Regions from separate parts of the Homo sapiens genome. Here region 2 is linked to region 1. A link is a loop called in an ENCODE intact Hi-C map of the cell type or tissue named here. Cell type or tissue: ovary. All regions are shown on one strand.

Region 1 (8,000 bases):
AACTTGAAGATTGACACATATGGACTAAATTCAAACTATTGTTTCCAACTTGATAAAACACCCCTTGGCTGTTTGCAAGTTTATGAGATCACAAATGCCCTGTGCATCCAAACCAGAGCTAGATTTTCAGAGATGCCATTTTTGGTATTTCTGGAATTGGAAGTAGTTTCCTATCAGCCAGCCACAGACATTTTCCAATCTATTTTTCAGTAAAGTGTTCAGATTTTTTTTTTTTTTTGGCTTAGAAGAAATAAAAAATGACTCAGATTTCAATTAAAAACATAATGATAATGATAGTTTGCACTGTGTCATATTTTCAACTATTTAAAAACAATTTTGTGTTTTTGCTCGCTTTTAAAGATCCTGAGCGTGAGGAGAATTTGTGTGATTTATTGCACTTTATAGATTAAACAGGCATTCGCTCCATTTTACAGACAAGGAACTGAGGCTTAGAGAGACCAGTGACTTGCTCAAGGTCACGCATCAAGTAAGTGTCAGCATGAAGACTGGGAGGCTCCAGGTGTCCTGCTCTGCAGCTTTCAACCGTAGCACATGAAATATGGATGATAGGAAATGCAAACCACTCCTTTCACTGTTAACTAAACCACAATGCACTTTCACCGCAATCTTCATGAGTATGGCTCTTACAGAAGGCTGTGACCTTTCGTATGAGATCTGGTCAGCCTGGGCCGATGTGAGGGCCTGTCAAGCTCACGGGATGGTGTCTTTATGTTTTGCACACTTGCCGTCAGATCAGTGTGAAGAGGTGTCTGAGACAGCCAAAACTGGGCTGCCTCTATGTTTGGAGAGTGGGGCACATGTGAAGTGGCTGCGGGGACACCAGCTGTGCCACAGCATTGCCAAGGGCCTTCAGGGCTCATTGACTGCACCTAGAGGCATCTCTCAAGTTGCGCAGTCACTGTGGTTTCCTTCCTAAAAGTAATGAAAGGTGGGAATAAGTTCTGTCTCCCTGAAGGTTTCCAGACAGCAAATAAGAAACCTAGCACAGGCTGGGGCACTGTAACTCACGCCTGTAATTGCAGCACTTTGGGAGGCTGACGGGGGAGGATCACTTGAGACCAGGAGTTCTAGACCAGCCTGGGCAACATAGCGGGACTCCATGTCTATAAACAATTTAAAAATTAGCCAGGCATGGTGGTTGCATGCCTGTAGTCCCAGTTACTTAAGGGGCTGAGGCAGGAGGAGTGCTTGTGCCTGGGAGGTCAAGGCTCCAGTGAACCATGATTGTGCCACTGCATTCCAGCCTGGGTGACAGAGTGAGACCCTGTCTCAAAAACAAAAAAACAAAACTAGCATAATTCAAATTTGAATATGCCCTAAGATAGGATAAGTATGTCCCTTCTGATTGCAGATTGTTACCTGAGGGTGTATGCATTCCCAATGACATTGCTACTATACTTGATATCTCACCTTGGGAGAAAAAAAAAGGTCAAGAAAGTTTAAGTCAAAAAAAGTCATAGTCCAAGGAGGAGAGCTTTCCTTGATTTCAGTCTCTCCCATCTGTGTGTGCCATCCACAATTAGAATCACACATTACAAGTTCCTGGGTGATTCCAGGGCCAAGGGAAGCAAGGTTTATATATTGCTGAGGAGAATGCTCCAACCTGAATTGTAAGATGCGTCTTGCTGTCACATTCTACTTGCATTTCTAAAACTGTAAAAAGGAATTGCTTGGCTTCCCTAAGTGTAAAATCACTAAGGTGAGATTATGTTTCCATGTTACGATGCCCCCATCACCTCTTGAGATTTACTGAGCAAGATGCCTTGTGGGAGGGGGTTTAAATGCACAGATGTAAGCCCTGCAATCCCAACACTCACAATCTTTATATTAACAAGAACATGCTTCTAATTATTCCAAATTCTGTTAAAATTAAGCCCAAATGTTCAATTTTCCACGTGTTCCTCTTAATTAGAAATGAAATGAAAGAGAAAAAGAAACCATCAAAATTATATAAATAAAAACAGATGGAAGAGAGTGTTGGAAGCTCTTTTCTATAACATTCCCTTTAATAAAATTCATTGGTTAATTTGGTTGATAAAAGCAGCGTTAAAATTAAATAAGAATTAACATACACTCGGATAAATATTTGTCGCTTCTTTCATGTGCTACCATGATAAAGGTAATTTAGCTTAAAAGCAGTCATCATCTTTCTTCATAACTGATAAAGCATTACTAATTGTGTGTGTTAATATGGTACAATATGGAATTGAATAGAGATTTTATCTTAATAACATCTCCATTAAATTAAGGACAGTGTTGTATGACAGGAAAGATAAGTCTGTTTATTCCAAGCCAGCACATCAAAAGAACAACTGTGGGAGATGGTGCAATAACTAACATTTTCTATAGTGTTCTAGCTGGCAGCCTCACATTTATAAGGCTTGTAAGCAATGTTGTAAGCAATGCTGTTTTGTGAGATAATCTAGATAATGTTTCATTGAGAAAAGTGATATTTTAATTATGGTGTAAAAGATACTGATCTTTTCCTTTCTGTGTCTAATAGGATATTTCTACAAACAAGATGCTGGATGGAAAATGATCTGATTCTATTTCAATAAAATAACCACCCTTTGAGGCAATTTCACCACCCCTGAGCCTCTGTGAGCAGGACATGAGGGGCCAGGGGTTACCAAGAAGAGAGTTGACAATAACGACTGGACTGGGGGAAAGAGGGGGCCATGGTGTCAGTGCCTTCCTCCTTCTGTCCCTCATGGGGCTGTCTTGTGCAGGACTGCCTTCCTGCCCCATGGCGGTGCACTCAGCTATGTCCCTGCAGGCTGGTAGGCCAGGATTCCCTCTGCCCATTAGCTGCAGACAGCCTGGCCCGGGGCTGAAAAGGGGGAGCTGAACCCTGATGGCAAAGAGGGAGTTAGAGTCCAGAGCTCCCTTCCCCACATGAGCCTGGGGAGCTTAGCTCTGATAAGTACATCGTTGCCTTGGCACCATCTGCCCTGGAGGACCAGGAGATGTTTGGAATGCCAGTTGTTGTGTCTGTTAGTTTGTATTTTAAAAGCACATGCCACAAACTGCCTATTCAGAGACCGGATTTGCTATGACTGTGAGATGCTGTGCCTTGATATGCTGACATTCTCCCATGTCATCTCTCTGCCTCTGGGAGCAAATGTCCTCCAGCCCTACAGACACATGCAGGGCCTCGGAAGACGTATCTCTTTACTGCCACTCCGGCCACGCACATGTCTGATAAGAAGCAGTATTATAGTGAATAGCCAGAGTCAATATTAAGTATTGGATAAGAATGAAAGTAGTTTGGGAATAATTATAACCACCTCCCCTACCCCAAAAAATATGCTGTTCAAAAGTCAGTCTGGAGACACAGATAACAACCCTATTTTTATACCAACCCGACTGAATTCTTAATACATGGCAAAAAAGAAGATCATGGCTTAACATAAAGCAGGAGATGTAATAAATAATGAACTGCACTAACAGCTTAGCATCATAAGGAGACAGATGGAAAACTTCTCTCCCGAGATCACTGCTTCCAGAATTAGAGAAAGGGCTTCTGGACGTGTTCAGGGTGGATAGTTCAAGCCTGAATTTCAATGAGATGGGAACACTTTTTAGTATAAACGCAAGATTTTCATGTCTCCCTTTTAGGAAAAATAGGGATTATGGCGTTCATCTGTTTCATCCAGAACTAGAAGCAAAACCCTAAACCTCAGACTCTTCCAGCATGTCTGATCCAATCAAACAAGGGAAGATGCTGCGGGTGCTTTGTATGCTAAGGAAGTGCTACGATGCCATCGTCTGTCCAGGAAAAGAAAGGAACACCCATCCATGTGGTTAAGCCATCAGAAAACTGGAGCATTGGGAATAAAGGAATTATTTCCACGAGACAAGCACGCCAGCCATTGGCTCATAATGAGCTGAAAGACCAATGACTGCTTCTCAGAGACTCCCTAGGGCCCAGTGTCCTGGGGGCAGACCTGTGGCTGAGTCAGCATGGTGCACAGCAGAAAGTGGGGGGAGAGTGGCCAGCGCTGCCCCGGCGGGCTCTGTCTGCATCACCTGGAGCGGCACAGACCCTTCAGTCTCCATTCTCTCTTCAGGAAAGAGGCCTACTCGCAGATGAACGCACCAAGGCTCAGGTAATCTCAGGAAGCTCATTTACTCACACAGTCCTGGCCCATCGGGCTCTCTGGAGGCCCTTCTTCCTTGGCTGTCACCTATTTCTAAACTGATATGTAATAGTTGTACATATTTATGGACTATATGTAATATTTTGATACATGCATGCAATGCGTATTAAGTCAGGGTAATTGGGATATCCAAGACCTCAAACATGTATCACTTCTTTGTGTCGGGAACATTCCAAATCTTCTCTTCTAGCTATTTTGAAATATACAATATGTCATTGTTAACTGTAGTCACCCTACTGTGCTATCGAACCCTAGAACATATTCCTTCTATCTAACTGTATGTTTGTATTCATTAACCAACCTCTCTTCATCCCCTTCTACCCTCTACCCTTCCAGCCCCTAATAACTATCATTCTACTCTCTACCTCCATGAGGTCAACTTTTTCTAGCTTGCACATATGAGTGACAACATGCTATATTTGTCTTTCTGTGCCTGGCTTATTTCAATTACCATAATTACCTTCAGTTCCATCTATGCCGCTGCAAATGACAGGATTTCATTCTTTTTTTTGTGGCTGAATAGTACTCCACTGTATATACATACTGCATTTCCTTTATTCATTCAACTATTGATGAACACAGGTTGATTCCATATCTTGGCTATTGTGAGCAGTGTTACAAAGAACGTGGAAGTGCAGGTATCTCTTCAACATACTGATTGCCTTTTCTTTGGATATCTACCCAGCAGAGGGATTACTGAATCATATGGTAGTTCTATTTTTAGGTTTCTGAGGAACCTTTATACTGTTATCCACAGTGGGTGCGCAAATGTTCATTCCATCCATCAACAGTGCGCAAACATTGCCCGTTCTTCACATCTTCACCAGCATCTGTTATTTTTTTGTCTTTTGATAGCAGCCATTTTAATGGAGGTGAGATGATATCTCATTGTGGTTTTGATTTGCATTTCCCTAATGATTAGTGATGTTGAGCATTTTTTCATATGCCTGTTGGCCACTTGTATATCTTCTTTTGAGGAATGTCTTTTCAGGTCATTTGCTCATTTTAAAATCTGATTATTTTTATTATTTTTTTGCTATTGAGTTGTTTCAGTTCCTTACATATTCTGGTGATTAACCCCTTGTAGGATGGGTAATTTGCAAATATTTTCTCCCATTCCGTGAGTTGTTGCTTCACTCTCTTGACTGCTTCCTTTGCTGTGCAGAAGATTTTTAGCTTGATGTTACCCCCTTTGTCTATCGTTGCTTTTGTTGCCTATGCTTTTGCAATCTTACTCAAAAAATCTTTGCTCAGACCAAGTCTTCAAGAGCAAAATTTGCATAATATCTGATTAGGGTCTGGGGACCATTCAGAGCAAGTCCCCTGGGGCACCTGAGCCAATACGTGATCTAAACCTTCACCACAATCATGAGCCATCACATCAAATAGACCATTTCTTCCAAAACCCAACTGACTTTTTACAGGAATTGTGCATTTAAAAATGTTGAAGTCATGCTTCCTTCTCTTGGGGACACTGCAAATAATGGGGTGCTCTAGTTTCACTAAAGTGCCTCAGATGAACTTTCCAACCCACAACCCTTAAACACAAATGAGTAGTAGCATGGACAGTCAAGTGCAAGCTCAAGTTCAAAATGCCAAAACACAGGATATCAGGCATAAGATTAATTTACCTCTTACTTGCAAGAAAAGGTAGGAAATGATAAAATCAAAGGTACATGTTTTCAAAACCAAAAGAAACAACAATACATACAAAATGTTAACAAAGAGATGATGATTGTGTCAGTTATTCCCAAGGTCAGGCTGGGGGAGAGTGTAGTTGGGAAGACATCAAAAATCAGAAATTGTGGATGCCTCAGTGTCTACTCCTTCCAACACAGTGGAATATAGACTGGTCTGAGAATGTGATGGTGTTCAGGACAATGGGTTTTCATGAGATTGGGGCAGAGCTTTTCTTTTTTCTTTTCTTTTCTTTTCTTTTGAGACGGAGTCTCACTCTGTTGCCCAGGCTGGAGTGCAATGGCACAACCTTGGCTCACTGCAACCTCCGCCTCCTGGGTTCAAGTGATTCTCATGCCTCAGCTTTCCAAGTAGCTGGGATTACAGGTGCCCACCACTATGCCCAGCTAACTTTTGTATTTTTAGTAGAGACAGGGTTTCACCATGCTGTCTAGGCTGGTCTTAAACTCCTGACCTCAGGCAATCTGCCTGCCTCAGCCTCCCAAAGTTCTGTGATTACAGGAGTGAGCTTGTTACTTAGAAAAATTTCAAACTCATAGAAAAACTACAGTAATTACTCCTATATATCCTTTATGTGGATTCACAAAATGTTCACATTTTGCCACATAGGCTCTCTCTCTCTCTCTGTGAACATATATAGTTTTATGTTATTTTATTTATTTTTTGCTGAGCCTTTTCAAAGTTGTCGTTATGATGATTCCCTACATACTTCAGGATGCATTTTCCATAAGTGAGGACATTCTGTTACAGAACACATTCACTCTCATTTTCCATTACTGCATTAAAGATTACCACAAACCTAACAGCTCAAGACAACACTCATTTATTATCCCTTAGTTTCAGTGGGATTATCCCGTAGCCTGGGTATGGCTTAGCTGGGTTCTTTGTATAGGGTTGCACAAGGCTGTAATCAAGGGTGGGTCAGGGTTAGGGTCTCATCTGAGGCTTGCCAGGGGAAGAATCTGCCTGTCTTGGCAGAGTTCAGTCCTTGCAGCTGTAGGACTGAGGGCTTCAGCTCCTTGTGGTATCTCTGCTGGAAGCTGCTTTCAGCTCCTAGAGGACACCCTCAGTGCCTCCCATCACAGATAACCCACAGCATGGAAGCTTGACTCTTCAAAACCAGCAAGAAAGTGAGAGACGCCAGCAGGAAGCGGCTACAATGTTACGTAACACAATCATGTAATGATGTGCACATAACTGCAGACCTCTAGTCACTTTTGCCATAATCTATTGGTTAGAAGAAAGTCATAGGTCTTGCCCCTTCTCAAGGGAAGGGTGTCACACAAGTCAAGAACACCAGATGGGCTAGGTGCAGTGGCTCATGCCTGTAATCCCAGCACTTTGGAAGGCCAAGGCTGGCAGATCACTTGAGGTCAGGAGTCTGAGACCAGCCTGGCAAACATGATGAAACCCCATCTATACTAAAAATACAAAAGTTAGCCGGGCGTGATGGTGGGTGCCTGTAATCCCAGCTACTTGGGAGGCTTGAGCCTGGGAGACGGAAGTTGCAGTGAGCCGACATTGCACCTCTGCACTCCAGGCTGGGTGACACAGCGAGATTCCATCTCAAAAAAGAACACCAGGTGGTGGGATCATGAGGACCACCTTAAGTATCTGCCATAGCATTATACAATGACCAAATTCAGGAATTCATGTTGATATTGTCCTTCTCAATGTATTAGTGCCTGATGTCAGCTTGTCCCATTGTTGGTGATATTAATTCTGATTATTTGGTGAAGGTTTCTTATCTGTTAAATTTACCAATTTTCCTTTTGTATTTATTGCCATAGCCTTCATCAAAGTTTCACCCCACCATTTTAGCAAAATTGCTGATTATTTGCCTGATTCAATTATTACCATGATGATTGCAAAATGCTGATAAAAAAAAAACTCCATCATTCTTTTTTAACTCCATTATTCAACATGTATTAGTTGGTGATTGACTGTAAGAAAGAGCTTTCCCTCTGCTGTATATCTGAGGGTATTTCCCTGTTCAGTAGGTCATCAGGCTGGGCTGCAAGATAGAATATAATGTGCATATGGCCGATGTTAAAAAGTAGATAAGTGTCCCCCGGGGAAGACACCAGACAGGATTTGAGGTCTTTGAGAACAGACAACATG
Region 2 (8,000 bases), 480 kb before region 1:
GCCTGGGGACAGAGTGAGACTCTGTCTCAAAAAAAAAAAGAAAAAAAAAAAGAATTCTGGCTTGACAGTTCTTCCTTTTTCTCTTTTGTCTTTCAGCACCTTAAAGATGCCTTTGCACTGTATTACATATTTGTGATGAGAATTCTTCAGTTAATTGTATCTGTGTTCCCCTGTGTATAAGATATTATTTTTCTCTGGCTGTCTTAAAGATTTTCTTTTTCTGTTTAGTTTCCCATAATGTTCCACGGTGTAGTTTTATTTGTGTTTATCTTGCTTGCAGCTTGCTGAGCTTCTTGAATCTATAAATTAATGTTTTCATCCAATTTGGGAAGTTTTCAGCTATTATTCCTTCAGATATTTTTTCAGGTCTATTTTGTCTCTCCTCTCCTCCTGGCATCACAATGCATGTATATCAGACTACTTGATATTATCCTACAATTCACTGAGGCTCTGTTGATTGTTTTTTAATCTTTATTCTGTTTTTCACATTGAACAATTCTTACTGATATGAGTTTAAGTTTACTGATTATTTTTTCATTTCTATGCTTCATTTATTTCAAATGTTACATTTTTCAGTTCCAGAGTTTTCATTTGGTTATTCTTATTGGTTTCCATTATCCTGCTGAGATTCTCCTTCTTTTCAGTCATGATGACTATGTTTTCCTTTACATCCTTGGACATATTATAGTAGTTGCTTTATAATTCTTGTCTGAAAATTCTAATATCTAGGTCACCTCAAGATCTATTACAGTGGCTATTTTTTCTCTTGATTATGGGTCACATTTTCCCACTCATATGTCTTTTAAGTTTTGGTTAGATAATGAACACTGTAAATTTTGTTTTAGAGATTCCAAACTCTCTTCTTTTAAACAATGTTGATTGTTTTTTGTTCTATCAGGCAATAAAATCTCTAGCTGATTAGCTTGAGCTTTTGGGTACTTAGTGTTATACTTTGTTAGGAAGGATCTGTTTCGGTTTTGCCCTTAATGTTACGGTGACTCCTTTACACTGAAAGCACACACCCCTTCTGGGGTTTCAATAGAAAATCTGAGGCATTTACCAAGCCCCTCTAACTTGGGTGGGATTCAGATTCTGAACTTTGTAGGCAGTAGCTGTAGGCAGTAGGCAGCAGCTGAAAAGAGTCTCTGCTCAGCATTTTTGGCTTTCTAGTTATTGTTTTCCACTACGCTCATTGGCATATTCCCCACACATATGCAGTTTAGGGGTTATTCAAGGATTGATGGAAATTTATATACAGAATGGAGGGCTCTCTTCTTTATGGCTCTTTTCTTTCTGTGACTTACTCAATTCCCAGCCACTCTGGCAGCCCTAAACTCTATCCCCTGACACCTCAAGCCATTACAGCTGTGGCTTTCTCCTTGAGTTCTAATTGTTCTTTGTGGACTGGGGCATGCCTTCATGGGAGAAGCTATATAAACATAGTTCTCACTCTTTCAAGGATCAAATGACCCTCTTTCAAGGATCAAATTTCCTACATTCTCTGCCTTCTTTTAGTTAGACTATGAATAGTTTTTTTAACAAAAGTATTTTGTCCAGAGTTTGTAACAGCTATCTGCAGGAGAGTTAGTCTAAGATAGGTTCTTCCATCATTAATATAACTGGAAGTCTGTCACAGACATTTTAATTTGTGCTTTTGTGTGTGCACGCATGTTAAGATTAAATCGCTCCTTTCATTGCCCTGAATGCTCATAGGATCACTAAATAATATATATTGAAGGATTACTCGGGTGTTGTCCAGACTGTGTCATACTGCCAAGCATTGACCATCTGAAACCAATCATGATCGATCTCCCGTTTTTAAAGGAGGCCATGAAGAAAGATGCTTCCTTAGGAAATAAGCTCTTCTGTTTGGAGACTCCCAACCTTGTATTACAATTTAAGTCCATATAATGGCTTTAATGACTCAGGGTCATAGAGTTATACAGACAGAGGGATGTATAGGCCTTACTGAAGCCACACTGGTTCCACCACACCATGAATATGAGAGAGGCATCTTTCCCAGTGCCCCATGCTTGCTAGCCCTGTTTTCTTCGCTCTGCTCCACTCCTGCAGCTGCCATGGAGCCTATTATGTTTCATGTTTTACTTAGGCTGTCTCCCCTTTTCCCATTTTCAGAAATCTGTGTACCCCTGGTTCTGTTTACCTGACTTCTGAATCACTCTGATTACTCTGCCCCTTAATGTTACAGGCCAAACTACTTCTTCCCAAAATTTATATGTTGAAATCCTAACTTCCAGTGCCTCAGAATGTGACTTTATTTAGTGACAGGGTCTTTACAGAGGTAATCAAGTTAAAATGACGTCATTAGGGTGGGCCCTAATCCAATATGACTGCTGACTATATAAACAGACACAGAGATAGACATGCACAGAGAGACGATGACGTGAGGACACGTTGGGAGGAGACGGTCACCTACAAGCGAAGGAGAGAGGCCGGGGATAACTCCTCTCTTTACATCTCCCAGAAGCAACCAACCCTGCTGACACCCTGACTGGGACTTCCAGCCTCCAGAACCATGAGAAAATAAATTTCTGTTACTTTCGCCACCTACTTGCTGGTACTTTGCTCTGGCAGCCCTACCAGATCAGTATGCTTGCCACTTAACAAATCCTCTGCTCCCAATTTTCCTACTTGATTGTGACTCATGGCTTTAGTTTGTCTCTTGAGACCCACACCCCCTCTTGGTATGGAAAATGGGCAAAAATCAGAAGGTTTATGCTCTAACTCCTCACTTCAGTGGAATGACCTTTCTTTTTTTTTTTTTTTTTTTGAGACACAGTCTCATGCTGTTGCCCAGGCTGGAGTGCAGTGGTGCAATCTTGGCTCACTGCAACCTTCGCCTCCTAGGTTCAAGCAATTCTCCTGCCTCAGCCTCCCCAGTAGCTGGGATTACAGGCGCATGCCACCACACTCAGCTAATTTTTGTGTTTTTAGTAGAGGTGGGGTTTCGCCATGTTGGCCAGGCTGGTTTCAAACTTCTGACTTCAGGTGATCCACCCACCTGGGCCTCCCAAAGTGCTGGGATTACAAGTGTGAGACACCGCACCTGGCCTGGAGTGACCTTTCTGATCCTCAGATTCCTTATCCATAATATGGGGATATTGTTTCTATCCTACCTACCTAAAAAAGCTCAGATAGATGCTGCACATAAGAATGTAAAATACTACACAAATCAAAGGCATCCTGAATCTCACTCTTTATCCGTAATGTACTGTACCTCATACCCAATTATAACAGAACCTCTGTTAGAGGTCTCTTGAGCGGTTTCAAGTTCAGAATTCTCCATTCATAGGAGAGATGCTTGCAACCTGTTATTTCTAGTTTAAGAGGCAGGTGCCTAAGAAACCGTTTTGCTCAAAGAGGCAGGAATATGGGGTGATGCTTCAAGCTCCCATTGTTTTTATATTTCCAGAGGGTTTAAAAGTAATTCCTCAGACAACTTACCTATTTTTTTTCTTTTTTTTTTCTGAGATAGAATCTCCCTCTGTCACCCAGGCTGGAGTGCAGTGGTGCGATCTCTGCTCACTGCAACCTCCGCCTCCCGGGTTCAAGTGATTCTCCTGACTCAGCCACCTGAGTAGCTGAGATTACAGGCACGCGCCACCATGCCCAGCTAATTTTTTTTTGTATTTTTGGTAGAGATGGGGTTTCAGCATGATGGTCAGGCTAGTTTCGAACTCCTGACCTCGTGATCCGCCCCCCTTGGCCTCCCAAAGTGCTGGGATTACAGGTGTGAGCCACCGTGCCTGGCCAACTTACCTATTTTCATAGATGTTATAAGAAATAAGGTACAGAGTAAAGCAAACCAGTGCTTTTAGGCAATAAACTTTTTATTTTTTTATTTATTATTTTTGAGACAGTCTTACTTTGTCACCCAGGCTGGAGCACAGTGGCATGATCCTGGGTTTAAGCTATTCTTGTGCCTCAGCCTCCCGTGTAGCTGGGATTACAGGTGTCTGCCACCACACCCAGCTAATTTTTGTATTTTTAGTAGAGACGAGGTTTTGCCATTTTGGCCAGGCTGGTCTCAAATTCCTGGTCTCAAGTGATCTGCCTGCCTCGGCCTCCCAAAGTGTTGGGATTACAAGCGTGAGCCACTGAGCCTGGCTGGGAACGGACATTTTAGAAATACGTAAGGGAAGGAGAACTTTAGAAGCACATCCAACTGCCTTAACCAAATGGGTGCCTACTGAATGTGATTTTTAACTATGTAAAATTAAATGTAGGATGCTAGTCACTTTCCAACATACTTTGTATATTCTTTGTCAGTCTTTAAAATAATTTCATTATTGAGAATTTGAAAAAATTGTTTCTACAATTAAAACTTTTATAAAATAATTTATTAAAAAATACAACTTCCCCCAAATAGCTTACATTCTGGTTGCATGAATTTTTATGCAGTTTCTACTGTTACTCAAAAGAACTGAATTTTCAATGATTCTACCCTTTTCAGTTCTCTAGAATGCCTCCAGATGGCATTAAAAGCCTTTCCCATTATATTTTACAACACAAAAAAATTAAAAATTAGTAACATTTTAACCATTTAAGACCAGTCACATTCATTATAACATCTGAAAGCAGGACAATGGAACTATTTAAACTTTTAGGGAAGTATCTTAAGAAAGACAAACATATAATCATATCTCTTATGAAATACACAGCTCTCCTATTCAAGCCAAAGGATCTTTCTAGACAAAGAAACAGATTTTGGACAAAATAAGACACTCAGTATTTTACCACAAACTGATTTCCAATCAACAGCACTTAAAAAATGCTGTTTTTTAAAATCCTGATCCCCATACAGATAAATTCACAAAGCCTATCTTATAATAAGAAAACACATGCCACTGCTCATAAGTGATAAAAATAAAGATTTTTAAGGAGCAAACCTGTTATTGACTCTTATGGAACTAAAATAAAGTCACTTGTTAGCTCATGAATTTTTTAATTTAAATGTTGGTATATCAATTTGGCATCAAATTAATCAGTAAAAATATATTTGGATTCCTTGAATATTGAGAAGAAACAGACAAAACATAGAGTGAGGAGCACATGTTTTATAAGGGCCTTTTCTTATGTTTTTAAAACTGCTTTTGTTAATTCAAAAAAGAAACTCTTGAGATTCCAGAGATATCGATAATTGTGCTTTTCACATAATTCCAAGGTGAGGTTGCAGATGGCAAGCTTCTGAAATGACCTTGTTACTGCACAGCTGTGTGGGACAGCATACCTCCCAGTTTAAGTGTGAAAAGTTCTGCAATTCTTAAGATGATGCTGAAAGTCTCCAACCAAATCCCCCCAGCATACATGCTCAAATCTCATTACATTTCTACTTCATAAAGAGAAGCATTTGCATTTTTCAAGATTCCTCTTACTCTGCTAAAGCATAAAAAATGCATCTGCACCCAAAGCATTTAGAAAGACATTATCATGAGAAAAGAGAACCATGGGCTTCCTTCCATCATCATTATTACTATTACAAGATACTTGCACTATCTCATTTTATGAGGCATATTTAAGAACAGGCATCTCTGATAGAAAATGAAAGAAACTTACGATGTATTCGATGTGCCATTGTCTGGACTCTCTGGCTCTGCATCACCTTTCTCTTAAAAAGGAAGCAGAAAAAAATACCGACATATGAGTCTTACAGTCTTTAAGATTTAAGAGAGATTAAATATATTTCCATGCTCCTATTAACAATCTTTCAAAATGTGTAGCAGGAGGCTTTTAAAACATCTTTTATTGTCTGAGAACCGGATTTGCAAAATAATTTCTTTTCTGCAATGCAACTGCCCAGGCACAAATCTGTGAGTAGGTACTGAGGAGCTATTTGCAAACAACCAGAGGCTTGGAGTGGAGACTTTGCCAGAAGATGAATATCTTACAGATGGAACCTGTTTCCTTCCACTTCACTTTACAGAAAATTTCAGGAAATAAATCCATTGGCATTCTATATCCAAGGCACTTTGAACTTTGATTGCTTCTGCTAACATAAGCCAAACCAGGTCAGGCTGAATCAGAACTTGGAGGAAAGAATTTTTTTTTTTTTTTTTTTTGAGGCAGAGTCTCACTCTGTCACCCAGGCTGGAGTGCAGTGGCACAATCTCGGCTCACTGCAACCTCCACCTCCCGGGTTCAAGCAATTCTCCAGTCTCAGCCTCCCGAGTAGCTGGGACTACAGGTGCCTGCCACCACACCTGGCTGATTTTTATATTTTTTGTAGAGACAGGGTTTCACCATGTTGGCCAGGCTGGTCTCGAACTCCTGACCTCAAGTGATCTGCCCGCCTCGGCCTCTCAAAGTGTTGGAATTACAGGCGTGAACCACCACGTCCGGCCAGGAGGAGAGAATTTTTACTGAACACTGAGGTTGCACTGTAGGTCCCAAGATCCCCCTATTTTATACCCCATAGAGAGCCCTGGTGGCAGGTTTTGGGGCCCCTAGCTTAAAGCAGAATGAGATGTAAACCAGAAATCCTTTCTGACCATCTGAAAGGCTAGTTAAGGAAATGCTTCTGTGGGCTGTGATCACTGAGGAATTAACGAGTTGTACGTAGTTGGGGGAGCTTGGAACCAGTTCACTTCTTGTAGTTTACAGTAGGCTTAATGTAATTCCTAATCCTTAATCAATTGGTGGTTTGAACCATGCATCCTCATTCTGTAAGGAGTTTCTTTGTATTTCCTTGAGGCTTGGAGATGGAAGAAGTCACTGATAACTGAGAGCGTGGGCTCGTGTGTTTCCTGATGGTTGTGCAGAGCCAATACACCCCAGAGAAGGCTGTGAGTTGCAAGAAATAGGACTGTGGTAGTAACTTGGTTTGCTATGCTCTTTCAAGTCAGGCCTGGAGATCTCTAGAATCCCTTGGTCTACTGCTCACGTCCTTGGGCCCACACATTGTACCATACCCCTTTTGTCAGCTGTCAACATTAGCTTGTCGTCACCTAGTCCCAGGAATGACTCCCTAAATTACATAATGAACATATCCCAAAGGTATTGCCCAAACTGAACTCAAAAGCAAACTTTATATGTCCTTCTCTTTTTCTTATAGGAATAAACAGTTGTGAGAAAAAGAAGACACAGTTTCTACAGTTCGTACATCTATCTCAGACATTTATCCAGTGCCAGAACAGCTATGAGGGACTTTGGCTAAAAGCTGGTCAGATGAGGGGGAAAAACAAAAAAGCCACAAAATCTATTTTAACTGCCTTGATAACAAACATTGATTAGGCAGGGCCTCAATACATATAAAACCATGTTGGAATAAAGGCTAAAGTAGCAAATTAATAAATTTGCTTTAAAGCTCATTCTTGTATATTTTCTTTTGTCTTCCAGGCAAGGTCTGTGGTGCACTCATTTAGGAGGCAAATAAGGCCTGTTCAACTGGTTTCAGTGCTGGAAAATAATTTAGTACTTTGCAGAAACATTTTTTCCATGGACTAACCACAATCCCTCTTGTAATCCTAAAATAGAGAGTTATAACACCTGCATTATATAAGACAAAACTAAATGGAAGTATATTTTTTTTCTCAAATATATGGATCCTTTCCCCCAACCTGCTTTAATTTGGTGAAACTGGTTACTTTCCCCAGTCTCTAGCCTGCAGTAGTTACCACATTCCATCTTAATGAAGAATGTAAAACAGCAGGCTTGGAAGCAGCAGGCAATGGTAAAATTCCCAAACAATTTATGTCAGAAAACAGGAAATTGAAAATAAAAACGAAGGCATTGTTTGGATGTTTGAAGAAATATGTTTTGCCTTGACCAATCATGCTGCCCAAGTCTTCAGCATGGGGACAGATGCGCAGCTGATTATCTTTGCTCTTAGCAGCACTTATGTTGTGGCAACAGGGCAAACAGAATAGGTTCTGGCAAATAGGAAGGATATAGTGGGGCCAAACAGGACATGGTGAACAGTCTGAGAGGGAGTGTTCTCAGCAAATTCAGTGCTGATAATGAATTTGCCTTTCTGGGGGGAA

The links. A loop is a pair of places that touch in the nucleus more often than their neighbours do. Peaks named below come from ENCODE experiments on the same cell type or tissue, not always from the same donor. Only the 100,000 strongest peaks of a DNase experiment are listed, where the experiment ranks them.
Region 2: a loop joins it to region 1, with 4 times the contacts of the local background. A loop is called at or near these places in 2 of 110 quality-filtered maps.

The regions. Positions count from the first base shown.
Region 1 is chr2:100,204,691-100,212,690 of GRCh38, forward strand. It overlaps LINC01104 (long intergenic non-protein coding RNA 1104), which reads left to right and starts at 3,564. Exons shown (of 3, transcript NR_103730.1): 1 at 3,564-4,130. In ovary, a CTCF peak has its summit at 3,778; no DNase peak of the experiment used is centred here.
Region 2 is chr2:99,721,500-99,729,499 of GRCh38, forward strand. It overlaps AFF3 (ALF transcription elongation factor 3), which reads right to left. Exons shown (of 25, transcript NM_001386135.1): 11 at 5,578-5,629. Among named protein-coding and RNA genes, the nearest start is that of REV1, 240 kb to the left of the region's middle. In ovary, no CTCF peak of the experiment used is centred here; no DNase peak of the experiment used is centred here; H3K4me3 peaks cover 283 bases; H3K27ac peaks cover 269 bases.